Regions from separate parts of the Homo sapiens genome. Here region 2 is linked to region 1. Evidence: chromatin loops called from intact Hi-C (ENCODE). Cell type or tissue: GM12878. All regions are shown on one strand. Each heading gives the region's core, and the rest is flanking DNA. Links, peaks and the distances in the headings are about the cores only. Region 1 overlaps MIB1 (MIB E3 ubiquitin protein ligase 1). Region 2 overlaps ABHD3 (abhydrolase domain containing 3, phospholipase).

Region 1 (2,800 bases), core at 126-2,625:
TGAAAAAGAACAGCTGCTTTCTTGTCAGAGCATACCACACATTCTTCAATCTATAGAAAAAGAGGTTACAGCACAGTGACCATTTACAGATAAATCTAGTAACTCTTAACAAGTTCAATTATATCCAAATGTATTTCCTCTGTAAGAAAACACCTAGGCACAGAGAAATTTAACACACACTTTCCTCCCATCCTCTACTTTCCTGGTTATTCATTTTCACATCTTTATATACCCTAGCTTAACAGGCACTTATTTCTATTCTACCTTCATCTCCCTATCTGTCCTAAAATATAGAATAGAAAAAACTCCATTTCCTCTGAGGAAGCCTCTGGAGGCTTCAATATTTTTTTCCCCCAAAAACTACTTTTGAGGGGAAACTAAAAAAGACAACGAACAAATAAAGTAGTAAAATAAGAAATGACTGAAAGACAGATTTCTAATATTAATAAAAATCTAGCTAGATTAGCCAAATTGCTAAAATCCACGAGGGATTTTTCTGTTTACCCACATTTAAGAAACTCTACCTTAAAGTGCCCTTTTCCAGGACTTGGTCAATTCCCATGCTGCCTGAAGCCCACAGCTTTGGGCTATTCTTTTTCCCTGATCTCTAGCAAGACTTCCACAGCCTATTCATAATCTCCCTCACTTTCACCTCTTCTTCATGTCCACTTAATCTGAGCTTGGACATTTAACTATTAACCACCTTGGCTCTGGCTTCCTGTATCCCTACCCCATAGCCCTTGGCTACTCATCTGTCTTTCACCTATTCTCCCTTCTAACACACAGTCACATTTAGCCATCTCTTGTGTCACCAAAAATGGTAACTACTACTCACCTACAGCATCATCCAAACAACCAAATACATGCACGTGTGCTCTCTCTCTTTCTCTCTATGGACTTTCCCAACTTACACCTCAGTATGTACATAGAATTTATGTAAGTATAGAAAAAGCAGAATGCAGAATGCAGTAAGACATAGTTGATCAAGACACTGACATTCCTGGATTCAAAATCTACCTCCAACACCAACAAATTACCTAACATTGTTGAGCTACAACATTATTTATCTAAACAATAAAGAATAATCCTTCACAGAGTGATAAAGAGTAAATCAGATATGTATAAAGTAGTTCAATGTGTAATATATAAAATCAGTGCCTAATACATAATAATTATCTTCTCCTTTCTATATAACATGTTGATTTTTAAAATGATTTCCATTGCATTTGTCTTTTTGTCTGAATTGTTTCTGAAGAGTTTAAAATAATACAGCAAACTGATCTAAAAACCATATCTGTACCTATTCCGCTATTATAAGAAAAAAAAACTGTAGCCATACCTTTTCCTCCAATTATTTCCTCAGGTTATACTTCCAGGAGTGGAGTTACTAAACCAAAGCATATTGTGTAATGTCTGTACATATAGCCGGGTTGGCCACCTAGCCTCCAGCAGTGTTTAGAGAGTGCCTGTTTGCCATTTTCCTTGCTAGCACTTTTTAAAATGTATTTTTGCTACTTCAACTGAAATAGTTCATGTTAATTCAATTAATTTCCTTCTTTGTATTTCTCTAACAGAAAAGGATCCCATGCTTGTTTATACCTCCCTCCAAATACTGTAATTTGTTTTTCTTCAATGAAGACATTCATTATCCTTTAACCACTTGGGGTCACTATTTCTTCGTAGTCAAAGGCTCTACAACCAACCTGGCAAATCTGTTGGGTGGGTATATCCGTAGTTTTTCTACTTTTCTATAGATTATAAATTTATAAGATTATAAATTATAAAACTTTCATAATTTAAAAATCAAATTGCAAGCCTATTAATTCTCAGAATAACTATATTCAAAAGGTCTGAAAAAGAACGAAAGCATATTCTTTCCTCTTTCCTCTCTCCTCTGTTCCATCAACTATCCCTTGCAGACATCGTTCTTAATTTTGTCTATGCATCATAACACAGTGAAAAGAACAGGGGCTTAAGAATCAAGAGACCTGCATTCAAGAACCAGATGTCAGTCCATTTCTTTGAGCTGCAGCTTTTATAAGAATAACTTCATAGCTGAGACTCTGCTTCTGACAACCAGAGGCTCTGAACTCCTACTCAGTTTTTAACTCTCTTAAAGCACCTACAACACCCAATATGGCAGAGTTGCTTATATATAAGTCATAGTTTACCAATAGATTACACATTTTTAGCAGGTAATTATTATATACATCTTTGTCTTGACTATAAAACAGATGTTCAATAAAGGTTTGTTGAAATAGGGCTTAATCTAACAAAAAGTTTCAAACACAATGGCAGAATACACAGATCAATCTAAAGACAAAAGAATGGCTTAAATTTTTGTTCTTCTTTTGTATTCTTTCCCAAACTATTACTTCGTAAACAGGTAGCTAAAGCGAATTATAAATGCTAAGTAGAATGATCCACATTAATTTATTAAGCAGGGTTAACACCTATTTAATACAAATGAAATGCCAACACAGTGTCTGGCACACAATAAGTGCTATTAGTTCACCCTTCTCAGCTTTATGAATTGATCAAGCAGCTACATACATACAAGCACTCCAGTATTCCTATCAAAAATAACTTCCTTGTGCTTTTTCCTGTGCCAAAAATTCTACGAAAGATACATTAATTTGGATCATAAAAACCATCCAGGCTTAGAAGGTTGAAAGTAGAAGAAGCAGGGGCAAGGCAACACCTTTTAAGTCCCTGCCAGCTAATTCATTATGATAATTACTAACAGCTCCTTTCTTATTAATGATGGTTAATGAATAGCTTAAGAAAAAATAAATAGCAA
Region 2 (2,800 bases), core at 188-2,687, 170 kb after region 1:
ACTGCACTCCAGCAGGGGCAACAGAGCAAGACTCTGTCTCAAAAAAAAATAAAAACAGGCTGGGCACAGTGGCTCATACCTGTAATCCCAGAACTTCAGGAGGCCAAGACGAGAGGATTGTTTTGAGCTCACAAGCTCAAGACCAGCCTGGGCAACATAGGGAGACCCCGTCTCTACAAAAAGTTTAAAAATTAGCCAGGCATGGTGGCATGCCCCTGTAGTCCCAGCTACTCGGGAGGCTGAGAATCACATGAGCCCAGGAGGTTGAGGCTGCAGTGAGCCGTGATTGTGTCACTGCACTCCAGCCTGGGCAACAGTGAGACCTTATCTCTAAAGAAAAAAAGAAGAAGAGGTTAACAGATTTTTCAATGCCTTAGGAATAGTAGTTTCACAGCCAGCCCTTTTAGTTCAGTGTTCCCTGATGACTGTCAGAGTAGCAAAGGGGTTAAATGAAAAGAGCTGGTTGCTCATCCCCAGCTGGAGTGGGAGAAAGGGCAGGATGGCAGCCTTCTTTCTGCCGTCCTCTGTAACTGCTTTGCTTCCTCATTCTTCCTTATCTCTCTGCCCCACGTCCAAGGCTTTAAGTATACAATGATGACTGCTACTGATTGAACACTGTTAGGATCAAAGCCTTATGGAGTGGTGAGTACAATTCGTCCTCTAGCAAGAGCTACCAGAACTATGATCCACTTTCCAAAGTTGCCTGAAGGAAAGTGCAAATATCCCACTCTGCAGTTTAGAAGAAAATCCCAGATGTACAGGCTGCTTTTTCATGAGTTTGCAGATCATCTTTTTCTTTCCCGTCACTAGTGTTCTTGCCTTCTCTCACTGGCAGTCACATGATGACATCTTGCTCCAGAAGCCATTTTAATCCTTATTTAATGTTTGTACTCTAAAGTGGTTCTTTTCTGAATGACTGGGAGCTTCAAGTTTCAAGATCATAATTAACTTTAGCACCGGTTCCTGTGTGACTTAAGTGCTTATGCAAGTAAATACAAATGGCCAACTGAAATCTTATTTATATCAAGATATCTTGCCATTGTTTTTAGCAAGAAAAGATAAAGGAGTCACTGAGACTACTCTGACTTTTCTGTATGTATTTACAGTTTATTTAAGATTTCTCTGGCCAGGCACAGTGGCTCATGCCTGTAATCCCAGCATTTGGGAGGCCAAGGCAGGAGGATCACTTGAGCCCAGGAGTTAGAGACCAACCTGGGCAACATGGTGAGATCCTGTTTTTACAAATAACTTATAAAAATTAGCCAGGCTGGCCGGGCACGGTGGCTCACGCCTGTAATCCCAACACTTTGAGAGGCCGAGGCAGACAGACCACTTGAGATTAGGAGTTTTAGAACGATCTGACTAACATGGGGAAACCCCATCTCTACTAAAAGTACAAAAATTAGCCGGGCGTGGTGGCACGTGCCTGTTATCCCAGCTACTCAGGAGGCTGAGGCAGGAGAATCACTTGAATCTGGGAGATGGAGGTTGCATTGAGCCGAGATCATGTCACTGCACTCCAGTGTGGGTGATAGAGCGAGACTCTGTCTCAAAAAAAAAAGAATAAAAATTAGCTGAGCCGTGTTGGTGTGCACCTGTGGTCCCAGCTACTCAGCAGGCTGAGGCAGGAGAATTGCCTGAGCATGAGAGGCTGAGGCTGCAGTGAACTGTGACCGCGCCACCGCACTCCAGCCTGAGTTGCAGAGTGAGACCATGGTCTCAAAAAACAAAAAGATTTATCTTAGGTGAGTTAATAAAATGTAATATTTCTAGCTTTTTCTCAAATAGGATTTCTGAGGTTTCTAAACATTTCTCTTCTTTCAACTGGGCCTAATAAAATTTTCTATATGGCTTTTCAGTTGCAAGAAAATTCCTTTGCAAGAACATAGCCTGCATACCACATTAAATGAAGCTGGTGTGCCTTGAGATCTAAACTCCCTGAGAAGAGACTCAGAGTTGTGTATGTTCTATACAGCAGTAGGTTCTTTGTTGCTTAGAACCTGTACAGTGCTCAGCAGCACCCTGCAAGAAGAGATTTGGAATCTTAAATGGCCTTGGTTGGTTGAATAGGTAATCAGACAAAAACTAAATGAATTTTAATTGTTATGAATATAGACTCACTAAATCAGTGAGAACCTGTGTAGACACAAATCAAGATTTTGTCTAAGGATGGTAAAAATACATATCTGGGCCTGTGGCTGCCTGAAAGTTAAATGAGAGTTACATATTTTAAATACTGAATAACTTTTGAAACCAGCACGACACTACAACTACCATTATTACTAATAGCTAACTTTCACCGAGTACTTACTTGAGCCAACATTGATCTAAACCCTTTACATTGATCTGAGCCCATTTACCCAGCAGATGCAAACAGGATCAGAGAAAGCACAAGGTCATCTTTCCTCCCTAGGTCAACTGAACACTAAGCAGTAGCATAATGGGGCCCATCCCACCAGCTCAGGTGCCAGGCTCTTTGTGGCTCACCTGTGATGTTTACACCTCATGTAAAATTCTGGTGTCCATGTTTGCTGAGCCTTAAGAGAACAAGAGCTGTTTCTTAGAATATAAATAGATACGTATGAATGTTACAAATGCAATGGGTAGAGGATATATATTTTTTCTTTGTTTAAAGCAAAAACAAGGCCAGACGCAGTGGCTCACGCCTGTAATCCCAGCACTTTGGGAGGCCGAGGTGGGCGTATCACCTGAGGTCAGGAGTTCAAGACCAGCCTGGTCAACATGGTGAAACTCTGTGTCTACTAAAAATACAAAAAAAAATTAGCCGCGCATGGTGGTG

What was found. Peaks named below come from ENCODE experiments on the same cell type or tissue, not always from the same donor. Only the 100,000 strongest peaks of a DNase experiment are listed, where the experiment ranks them.
Region 2: a loop joins it to region 1, with 2.5 times the contacts of the local background. A loop is called at or near these places in 1 of 110 quality-filtered maps.

Annotation. Positions count from the first base shown.
Region 1 is chr18:21,850,390-21,853,189 of GRCh38, reverse strand. MIB1 (MIB E3 ubiquitin protein ligase 1) reads right to left here. Exons shown (of 21, transcript NM_020774.4): 18 at 1-50. Among named protein-coding and RNA genes, the nearest start is that of MIR133A1HG, 20 kb to the right of the region's middle. In GM12878, for the core only: a CTCF peak has its summit at 1,659 (motif pointing right); no DNase peak of the experiment used is centred there; H3K27ac peaks cover 733 bases.
Region 2 is chr18:21,684,467-21,687,266 of GRCh38, reverse strand. All of the region lies in intron 3 of ABHD3 (abhydrolase domain containing 3, phospholipase), which reads left to right. Among named protein-coding and RNA genes, the nearest start is that of MIR320C1, 2.3 kb to the right of the region's middle. In GM12878, for the core only: no CTCF peak of the experiment used is centred there; DNase peaks (open chromatin) are centred at 906, 1,636, 1,955 and 2,266; H3K27ac peaks cover 2,466 bases.